2 separate regions of the Homo sapiens genome follow, and region 1 is linked to region 2. A link is a contact called in ENCODE Hi-C or POLR2A ChIA-PET data. All regions are on one chromosome and are shown on one strand. Each heading gives the region's core, a stretch centred on a gene start or an enhancer-like site at or near the end of the contact. The rest is flanking DNA. Distances are from core to core; before and after follow the strand shown. Region 1 overlaps LOC105379882 (a long non-coding RNA gene). Region 2 holds the start of GALNT18 (polypeptide N-acetylgalactosaminyltransferase 18).

Region 1 (5,476 bases), core at 2,831-5,330, 690 kb after region 2:
TTACTATGCAGATTCCAAATTTAGATAATAAAGAAGCTAATGCTCTTCTCTTCCCAGGAGCCAGTGCTTTGTGTTCATACAGAACGTCTGGACACCCACGAAGACATCCCTTGACACACACATAAGTAATCATGAAGGATGAGAGTGAGCAGGGCAAAATGTCAGAATTACAGGAGACCTGGGGTTGTTCACTCTGCAGTCACTCAGCAACCAGGTTCTCTTGGCTTCAGTTTGGCAACTGCACAAGTACTAAACAGCTTTCCCTACAGAAGGAAGAAAAAGAATCTCTGGCCCAGCAGGACTGAACCAACACAGCTACACAGGCCTGCGAGAGTCAGCAGGGCCATCCAAGGACTATATCCAAAGGCCATGGGGTCCTTTGGGCAGCCATATTGAATCCAGCAACAGCAATGGGCTCATTCAGTAAGGTCCTGCTGAGGGCTGGGGCCAAGAGCACAGGACCAAGCTCTCTAAGGAAGAAGCCCGGGAGTCCCAGGCAGGCTGATTCACACCAGAGCAGGGCTTCCAGCCAAGCCTGGAACCTCCACACACAGCAAAGAACCTGATGGGTAAATGTTAATTGAATGAAGGAGACAGATAGAACTCAGAGGTAGCGGTGGAGGAGATGGGGAGAAAGGGAGAAAAAGAAGCAGAAGAGGAAAAAGAAGGGGAAGGGGAAGGAGAAGCAGAAGGAGGAGGACAAGGATGAGGAAGAGGAAGGGGAAGGAGATGGGAAGGGGAAAGGAGAGGAGGAGCCCAGTGATAAGGGGCAAGCCCTATGGCAGGGGCCAAGATCCTTTGCCTTGGTGGGCTCTGGAGACGCAAGGCTCCCACCGGCATGTGAAATGTCAAGCCCCTGATTAGCAATTCCAGACGCACCCACCGGTGGGCCACGGTCTCCAGTGGTCTCCTTGCCCCTGGTTCAGGTGGGCTCAGAATCCAGGTAGGGCTGGAGGACAGCAACAGACCCTGCACTGTGCATGTGTCAACCTTTTCCTCAGGGTCCTCTAGAAAAGGCACTCCTGCCTCACCCTCCCTCCAACCAATCTTTCCCACAACCTCTTGGAACCAAATGAACACATCTGTTGGTAAAAGGCAATGTAGTAAGAGAACAAGATCTGGACCCAGGTGGTTGGGCTTGAGCCCTGGCCCTGCCATTCACCAGCTTTTCATCACTGGACAAATGACACAACCAACCTAAGTCACTATTTCTTCATTTGTAAAATGGAGAAAATGATAATATCTGCTTCCCAGGGTTGTTGTGAAGAATAAATGAGATTATGTAAGTAGTGTGAACTGGTGTGTGTGTGTGTGTGTGTGTGTGTGTGTGTAATGCTTATTGTGCTTATTGTGTGTCAGGCACTATGTTAGTCATTACACTTACATACGATGCATATATATATGTATGTATGTATCTCATTACTCTTATACAGAAATGAGTAGGGCTTCTGGGTGACGTGAGTATTGTCTACACGACAGAACCCAAAGTCAATCTTAACGCCTCTTAATTTGGCAGTTAAAATTCCATGCAGCCCCCAGTGGCAATGCTTCCACATCTTGAAACTGAAAACTCAGATTGCAAGTGGCCTCTTTTTCCAGGTCAAAGGAGGCAGCTTCTCTTAATAACCATCCTGGAAAAACACCACATCTGAGAAAAGGTGCCCTCACTGCCTCATTCACTTGTCCCCAACTAATGAGAGTTTCCTGCTTTTGCCCTGGGAGACTGATTATTGCCCTCCTCCTCACTGGGAGGTTGTGGGCAGGGAACATGCCAGTCAGGGAGGCCTCTGCTTGCACCCTCTCTACTCCCCAGTGAAACAGAAGGGGATGTCAAAGGAGCACTTCCCCTTGCAGAGCTTGGACTGCTCCAGGAACGTGCTGCTCAGAGGCCTGTCTTGGCCTCCTTATTGACTGAGGAAAGCAACATCTGTTGGCACAAAACAAAAGCTCTTAACTGTCTTGTTAAAGCCAGAGCTCCTCAACCAGCATCCACTGGGTAATTTTTCTGGGTTAATAGTTGGGCCACAGAGCTGAGAGACAGGGAGGGGTAATAGCCCTTGTTGCCTCTTAAAGCCATCTATACGTCTTGCGTTTGCCATGAACCCATTCCAGCTTTTCCCAGGTTTTGTTCCCCAGGCTTCCCATAGATGGCCTAGGTCAGAGTTTTTTTAATCTCTATTGCATCACAATCACCTGGGGAACTTTGGTAAAACATGAAGACTGAGCTCCACCTGGACTAACTGAACCAGAATCACTCGGGTATGGAACTCAGGGAACCTGTGCTTCTTAAAAACTCATGGAGTAATTCTGATGCACAGTGAGGGTGGTGAACCACAGTTCCAGACAGTTTTCCATAGGTTTGCTGGGCCTTTCTGTAAGCAAGTGGCTGCTGCTTAGAAAACTGTTCCCACCCCATACCCTATGCACAAGCACACACACACACACGCACACACACTGTCTCTCAAGTATCAGGGCTGTAGTGTGGTATAACTGAGTCATGGGCATGAGCCCCTTTCCCAACCTGCCCACCAGGTAAGCTCAGGTCACGAGAGCAATAACTACCACATGTGCAGGTCTTCACTGCTTACCAAGCTTTCTTCAGAGATATGAGTGCCTTTAATCTTCTCAGCTGCCTGGGGAATAGTGATTATATTACCATTCTACCAAGGAGAAACTTGAGGCCTGTGGTAGGCAGAATAATGACACCAAAGATATTCACATCCTAATTCTCAGAACTTGGTGGTTCTGAAAATTAATATAAACCCTTTGAAAAACATTTTGTGTAAAAGCCTTTGATCCAGTGACTCCACATCCAGGAGCCTATCCCAAGGAAAAACTTACAAACATAAAAATCCTTACGAGCAAAAGTATTTATCATAGAGTTATTTATATTTAAAAATTAAAATGATTTACATTTCCAAAATTATGGGAAGGCTTAGGTAAAATATGGTATAGTCACTCAACTATGTAGTCAGTAAAAATGTTCGCTGTGTATATTAATATAGACTATATTTAGTATAATTTAGCACATTTTATATAATTTAGAATATATTTAGACACAATATTTAATTGAAATACCAGGATCTCAAGTTGTATATACAGTATAACTATGTAAAAACTATTTTTTAAATGGAAGGAAATGTTTATTATGTTTCTCTTCTATTGTCTGAACTGTATTTTCAATTCTTTATGAGTATACTTTATAAATGAGTATTACAGTTCACCCCCTGCAAAGAAGTCCACATCCTGATCCCCAGACCTTATGAACATGTTACCTTATGTGGCAAAGGGACTTTGCAGATGGAATTAAGTTAAAATGGGGAGAGTATCCTGGACTATCCAAATGGGCCCAGTGTAATTACAAGGGCCCTTTTAAAAGAAAGACCGGAGGCTCAGAGTCAGAAAAGGAGAGGTGGTGATAGAAGCAGAAATCAGGGTAATGTGTCCAGGAGCCAAGGAATGCAAGCAATCTCTAAAAGTTGGAAATGGGCTGGGCACAGTGGCTTGTGCCTGTAATCCCAGCTGAGGCGGGAGGATTGCTTGAGGCCAGGAGTTTGAGGCCAGCCTGGGCAACACAGCAAGACCCTATCTCCACGAAAAATAAAAAACAAAATTAGCCAGATATAGTGGCGTGTGCCTATAGTCCTAGCTACATAGGAGGCTGAGGCAGGAGAAGTGCTTGAGCCCAGGAGTTCAAGGTTGCAGTGAGCTATATTGCACCACCGCACTCTGGCCCAGGCAACAGGGGGAGACCCTGTCTCAAAACAAAACAAAGTTGGAAAAGACAAAGAGCGGGTTCTCCCCTAGAGCCCCCAGAAGGAACACAGCGTTCGATTTTAGCCCCAACAAGACCCATTTCAGACTTTGACGTCTAGAACTGTAAGCTAATAAACTTCAGTTGTTTTAAGCCATGACATTTATGGTAGTTTGTTACAACAGCAATAGGAAACTAATATAAGACCCGAGGAGGTAAAGTCCAAAGTACCTGTAGGAGCTGAGACCAGTTCTCGTTTCCCTCCTACTGTAGACTCAGGTACCCCAAAGCCCAGAGCTGCCCCTTAAGAGGAGAAGAGACAGCTCCACTGTGTGCATGCACCCCTCTAGGGCTGTGGACTGGTTGAACCTATGGCAGTCCCAGCTGTTGAGCCTTCCCGCCTTCCCCTTTTCCTCTAGAGTCTCCTTCCTAGGGATTACAGTGTGGTGTACAGATAAGAGCAGAGGAACTGACTTGAATATAAGAGCATTTTCCTTTGGAACACTCCACTCCCCAGCCATCAAGGTTTTTATAGCAAACACCATCCATAGCAACAAGATCAAAAATTCTAAACAGGCAAAAGCTAACAATAAATATCTAAAACCATTATGTGTTGAATGACAGTGGTTAGAACAAACAAAAAATTAAACTAAAACCAGAAGGTGAGTTCTACCACTTTTTAAAGTGCCTGCAATCGCAAATACCCATCATCCAGGGGGAGAATTGGGGTTCTTTGGCTTTTGGTTTTTAAGGTGGAGAGAACATTGGCAGAACCTGTTAGGAAATGAATTCCTTTACATTGTTGGTTCTCCAGACCAGCAGTATCAGCACCATCTGAGAACATTATTAAAATGCACATTCTCAGGCTCCACCCAACACCTACTGAAAGAGGAGCTCTGGGGTGGAGCCCAGCCATCTGCTCTAACAAGCCCTCCAGGTGACACTCATGCGCACCAGTTTGAGAACCACCGTCCTACAGGAAATCCAAATGCTGCTAAAAAGTTTGCCTGTCTGCTATCAAACCGAAAACATAACAGTTTCCCAGTATGTAGGTGAACGGCTAGAGTTTGGGGCCAGACTGGCATAAAAAAAAAAAAAAAAAAAAAAAAAAAAAACCTCCGAGTTTGGGGCCGGATTGGCAAGAAAACCGAAGTAAAATACTGACGGGGAAGGGCCTCTTTACAACTTTTTTCTTATGGATGTGTGATATAAATAGTATGCTTGCTGTGCAAACACATCCCCAACCCCTCCTTCCAACCCCATTGCTGCCCCTTACCCTCGCCTACAAAAAAACTCCGTATCCTTCCGTTCCTCAGTCCGGACTCCAGCTTTTTTCCTGGTCTCTCTCAAGTCATCCAAACCTCCTCCCAACCGCCACAAAGCTGCCCACCTACTATGCAAATCTAAACCCTTCCCATTCCCTCCCTTCACACAGTCTTAAAAGTTCCCTCCACAACGAAATTTCGTGTCAGAACTGTCTACTGGAACCCTTGGAAGCAAATAAACCGCCTTCCTCTAGCCTGAGAAACGTTCATCTGTCTCCTCTCCACTCTTGGGACAGCACCAAGAAGCTGGTTCCCGTAGCTTAGGGTTCGCTCGGCTCGGACTAGCCCCGGCTGCTGGGCGAAGCGGAGACTGTTGGAAGACTGTAGTCTGGAAGGTTTAGACTGAGCTGGAGGGACACCATGTGGCCATACCCAGTATGACACCTCAGGCCCGGAG
Region 2 (5,013 bases), core at 1,127-3,626:
TTCCTGTTAGCTTCCATTAGGGGAGAGAGGGCTGATACTGGTAGGTAGAGAAACCAAGTATTGCTAAACAGCAGGATGGAGGTCACGGAGCTGAGCTCTGGCCTGGAAAGGGAGTGACCATATCTGGAAGGAAACTCACATGATCCTAACCACTCACTATGTGTCCTGCACTAATTAAAGCCCTTTCTGGAACATTCTCTCAGTTAATTTTCACAGCCTGTCCTCAGTAAGGTATTGTCTACCTACATTTGATACATGGGAGAAATTGAGCCCTACTGACTTTTTGAAATGTGTCCAGGCTCTCATAACTAATACATGGTGGATCTGGGATTAGAACCCTGGAGTCTGCCTGCACCTCCAGAGAAAATTCTTTGAACAGGTCAACTCAAACCTGTGACTTTTCAGAGAGGAGAACCTGTTCAGCATTCTTCTTTTGTTGTATTCATCCCCTCTACAGTTACACATTATCTTAGAGGATCAGCTGTACAAAATTTAAGATCACACAATTCACTTTGTTTTCTTCTTGACCCTCATTTTTTTAAACTTGGGATTTAATTTTTTTCCATTAAGAATGTGAAAAGAATGAGTATTGCCTTCTCTTTCTAGTCCTGTGGTGGTTTAGGAAGATCCCAAGAAGGGCTGAACTTCCAGGGCTCCTCCTGGGAGAGGGGGCAGAACAGAAGGAAAGATTACACCTTAGCCTGTACTCAAGGGCATTGCTTGTAAGTCTGTCCAACCAGAAGAAAGTTCAGATCCTTTATTTGTGAGCTGGATTATACCTCTGGAAGAGAAAAAAGGGAGAGACAAGTTTTACTCCCTCCTGGAGGCAGATTTCTCTACCTTGATTTTTTCAGAAATTGTGTACATTCTCTCCTCTCATGTATGTATCTCCTACATACCATACACACGATTCTTCTCCCCCTTCTATACCCCAGCCCACGCCAACCCACACCCACTGTTCTCTCTTCCAGCTATGGATCAAGGGAAATCTTCCCGGGTCCCTAGTTGGTATCTGTTTTCATAGCATCTTTGGGGAGGTTTTGTAAACAAAGCATTGGTAGAAGGGCCCTTGGCTGATGGGGCCATAAAGTGCCCTTTCTTTGGTTTTGTGCTCTCCCTCTCTTGTGGGGCCAGTCATTTGAATCCAGAAGATATCCCAGGATGGAGCTGCCCTGAGTATTTCTGTGGCTGGTTGGAAGGCTGGCACACAACAAAGTGGGCATGCAGCAGGCTGCCTCCCTGGCTTAGGCCAAAAAAATAAAGCAACTCAGAGATGGAGAAGAGGCAGGAAATCTATGTTGTAAAAAGTCTTTGTTTAAAGGAATTCCGTTCAGGTGCTGAGAACGGGGTGTTCAGCAGAAGAGGATAATATGAGTAAACATTGGCAGTAAGAACAAACACAGCAGTATCACTGTCTGCGTCTGGCCTCCTCCTGTGCTCAGTCACAGGTCTCTCCCACCGCCCTCTATGATAGCAATCATAAACAACATGTAGAAGGGCTTTACAGTTCACAGACCTCAGTTCCCCTCAGCGGCACTTCCTTGCAGGGTTTCTTTATGCACTGGATGACCCTGGTTCCACATAAATGAAAACTGGGCTTAAAGGACACATCCATGTCCTGGGAGCTGTACAGACTTAAAGAAAAACCTAGATAGGGGCAAAAATTGGGGCAGGCGGTGGGGGTGGGGGGTGGGGGGTGGGGGGGGGGAAGAAGTGGTCGAGAGAGTCATCTAATAGGTCACCAATGTTGCTTCTGGGAGGTTGCCGGAGGGTTGGCTCCTTTCAGCCAGGTTTAGGGCCAGGTCTGGACACACTCAGGAGGCCGGTGGCTGAAGGGCAGAGGGCAGGGTGGAGGCCCAAGTGAGGCCAAGGAAGGAGTGGATGCCGCTGGGGCTGGCACTTCCTTGGCTTCTCAGCGTCCTGGCAACCAAGAAAAGATTCCAGGAGTCGACTGGTGGCACCAATGCGAGAAGCCCCGGGCGGATGAAAGAAGCTGACCCGTGCGAACCCCCCACCCCCTCCACAAAACCAGGAGATTCCTGCCCAAGAGCAAGAGATGGAATTCCCCTAACGGAGGAAGCTGCCGACCTAAGGGCTGGGACTGGCAGCGCGCCCTCTCCGGGAGCTTCAGGTCTGGGGCAGCCTGTGCAGGCGCGGGTGGAGGCCCGGGCGCGTCCCTGGGGGCGGGAGCCAGGGGCGGCCAGCAGGTGGGGCCTGGGAGCTGGACTCCGCCCCCCGCTCCCTCCCCGTTGGTCCGCTGCCGCTCAGCACCGGCCCCTCTCCCGAGCCGGAGCGCGATTGGTGGCAGCGCTTGTCGCTCGGAGGGGGCCGGGCCGCTCTGCTTCGCGGCTCTCCCCGCCGCCGCTGCCGCTGCCGCTGTTCTCCTAGCAGCGCGGGCCGGTCGGACCGCCAAGGCAGCCGGCGCTGGCGATGGGAAGCGGCGTGGCCGCCGACACAGGCAGTGGCAAAGTTTCCCAGACGTACACATCTGGACGCGCGGCTGCCGGCTACCCGTGACCCCTCTAGGAAGGGTTCAGGGATTTTTAATTTGGAAAAAAATCCACCTGGTTTCCTTTGTCAAGGTCTCTCCGGGTGGCCAGCGGCAGGAGCTGCAAACTTGGGCACGGCGGCTACACCGGCAGCGGACCGGGCTTTGGAGAACCTCGGGACTCAGGTGCTGAGGTGCCCAGCGGCTCCGGACGTGCTACGGGGTGCGAGCGCGGGGGAGTTCGGGGCGCACGACAAGGAAGGGCCCCCGGGAGCTCTATATGGAGGAAGGAGCCCAGAATGGTGTGCACCAGGAAGACCAAAACTTTGGTGTCCACTTGCGTGATCCTGAGCGGCATGACTAACATCATCTGCCTGCTCTACGTGGGCTGGGTCACCAACTACATCGCCAGCGTGTATGTGCGGGGGCAGGAGCCGGCGCCCGACAAGAAGCTGGAGGAAGACAAAGGGGACACTCTGAAGATTATTGAGCGGCTGGACCACCTGGAGAATGTCATCAAGCAGCACATTCAAGGTACGGGCGCCCCGGAAACTTGGGTCGCCCATGAGGCCCGGGAGTGCCCCGCGCGGCGCGGGGTGCGCTGGGGCTGGTGCGCATCAACTCAGCCACGGCGGGGCTCTGGGGCCGCAGATGCGTGGTAGTCGTGGGGCCTGCGTGTGAGCTCCTGCCTGCGTTCGGGACCTTCTGTCTGCGGCCGTGCGCTCTTCCCCGGGGCACACGTGTGTGCGCAGGGCTGCACGAGCGGATGTGTGCAGCTAGCTGGCGGTATGGGGGCGCGCTGCGCACGTGTCCAAATGTGCGTGTGACTCTGGGCTGGTTGCTCGCGGGCTCTCGGGATCGCACACAAGTCCGGCTCAGAGTGTGTGTGCATGTGAATGTCTGTGTGTGTACAAGAGGGAACGCGCGGGCAAACGAGCTTTTTTGGCCACTGTAGGCGTCAGGCGAGATGCCCGCGCGGCGGCCCTGACTATTGGCAGTTAAGACCCGCAGGCTGCCGGACAAGCGAGGCTAGGAAAATTGCGTTGTATCAGCCCCAGCCCCAGTCTTGCTGTGATCCCGTTGGTAGGCGATAGGGAATGCAAGGAGCCCTCTGTGGTTGAAAAGCCGCTTGAACCTATAGCAGTCCCTACCCCCACCACAGCCCGCGGGTCCAGGACCCTCTCCAGGAGCAGGTGTCAACGCCGGGAAGTAGCGCTGGAGTCTCTGTCCACTGTGGTGATGACTCCGCCCAAGACTGGAAGAACACGCCCTGGGCTGCGCCTTCCCCGCGGAGCCGCCCGGGACCGGGTGAAGGCCGATCCCTACTGTAGCTCCACTCTCAGGCCCTGGGAGCAGCCGGGGCTGAGCAGACCTGGGTTGGGTCTGAAGTGTAAGGTTACGCTGGTTGGGTGCGCTCCAGACCAGCGCGGGGGTCCAAAGGGAGGGTGGGGGTTGCAGGGCGCTCTCCCGAGGCGACCTGGTCAATGAGCTGTCATGGGAGGGAATGGAGTTCCGGGCGCCAGGAGCACTGGTGCCGGGTGTGCACACACACACACACACGCGCGCGCGCGCGCGCTCACGTCCACACTTCCTCCCCTCCCCGCGCCCCCTGCTTTCTTCCAGGTGTGTGAGCTTCTTAAGGGCAGGGCCGAGCTTGGTTCCCCTGTAAACCTAGCAGGCCCACCAGGCTCAGGGGCCAGTGCATGGCAGACCTTGGCAAAATCGAATTGAACTGAAGGCTTACCCCCCACCCCCCCGCCAGGAGCACTCCCTTTTGTTTACACGTGGATGTCTGAATTCCAATCCTTGCACCTGCTGCTCTTGCCAGAGTAGAGATGGCTCCTCCGTCTGAATTTGGTGTTTCCCCAGGTGTCCAGAATAGTTCCTTTCCAGGAGGGGAAGGTTCAGGGAGGTTCAGGTGAGTGCAGGAGAGGCATCCACATCCATAGTGCTTCCTGACTAATGACTTCAAAACAAGCCCATGGCTTCGGCACCTTCCCAGAAAAGAGGGACATTGACAGCTTCTTCTTCAGACCTGCCTCTGCCTCTCAACCTGGCACTGGGCTTGAAAACCAATTTACCTATCTGTGGGTGCCAGTTGCTGTTATTTCTTACGTGTCCTTTTCCATCCCATAGGTCTTGATTGACTATTAATCAGCAATAGAAGTACAGTGTTTCCCCCAGGGTGATTCAGAATGTTCCCCAGGAGACACAAAGCCATGCCTTACTTTGACATTTCTAGTTTGCCGACAGATTTTGAGATTTTCATTCACAGATTCTGTGTGTGTGTGTGTTCCTGGAAAATGATTCTCTTGTGCTTTTCTTTCTGGTCAGGCAGGAGGTGAGCAAGGTACTGCTTTGGGGATGCTTTCAGGGGATGCCATTAACCCCTGAGCCTGTAACGGAGTGGGTGCCAGTCATGTGGAATGTGGACCATGTCACATGATTTCTAAGGTTCCACATGGAAAAGCATGATGTTGAAGTTGAAAGGAAGCATTGTGATTTTTCTCCCCGGAAACTTTATA

The links. Hi-C counts contacts between places; a loop is a spot of excess contacts on that map. ChIA-PET counts read pairs that join two places held with the same protein, here RNA polymerase II (POLR2A). Pooled maps may share reads with other maps.
Region 1: a loop to region 2 is called in a map of MCF 10A, with 7 times the contacts of the local background. The contact joins the enhancer-like site here to the promoter of GALNT18 in region 2. A Hi-C loop is called at or near these places in 10 of 168 maps with a recorded cell type or tissue (B cell, HCT116, MCF 10A and 7 more), 4 of 37 single-sample maps with no recorded cell type and 27 of 50 pooled maps. POLR2A ChIA-PET finds 5 or more read pairs at or near these places in 1 of 52 experiments (A549).

The regions. Positions count from the first base shown.
Region 1 is chr11:10,933,865-10,939,340 of GRCh38, reverse strand. It overlaps LOC105379882 (a long non-coding RNA gene), which reads right to left. Exons shown (of 4, transcript XR_001748122.2): 3 at 5,031-5,476. Among named protein-coding and RNA genes, the nearest start is that of ZBED5-AS1, 78 kb to the right of the region's middle. RefSeq lists a silencer at 2,492-2,680. Within about 2 kb of position 4,080, at least 2 of the 41 ENCODE cell types and tissues checked have a DNase peak (open chromatin) inside an H3K27ac peak, as active enhancers do.
Region 2 is chr11:11,619,368-11,624,380 of GRCh38, reverse strand. GALNT18 (polypeptide N-acetylgalactosaminyltransferase 18) reads left to right here and starts at 2,376. Exons shown (of 11, transcript NM_198516.3): 1 at 2,376-3,022. The coding sequence starts at 2,788. RefSeq lists silencers at 2,074-2,433, 3,184-3,263, 3,284-3,353 and enhancers at 1,936-2,436, 2,554-2,633, 2,844-2,893, 3,634-3,863, 3,526-4,495 and 1 more.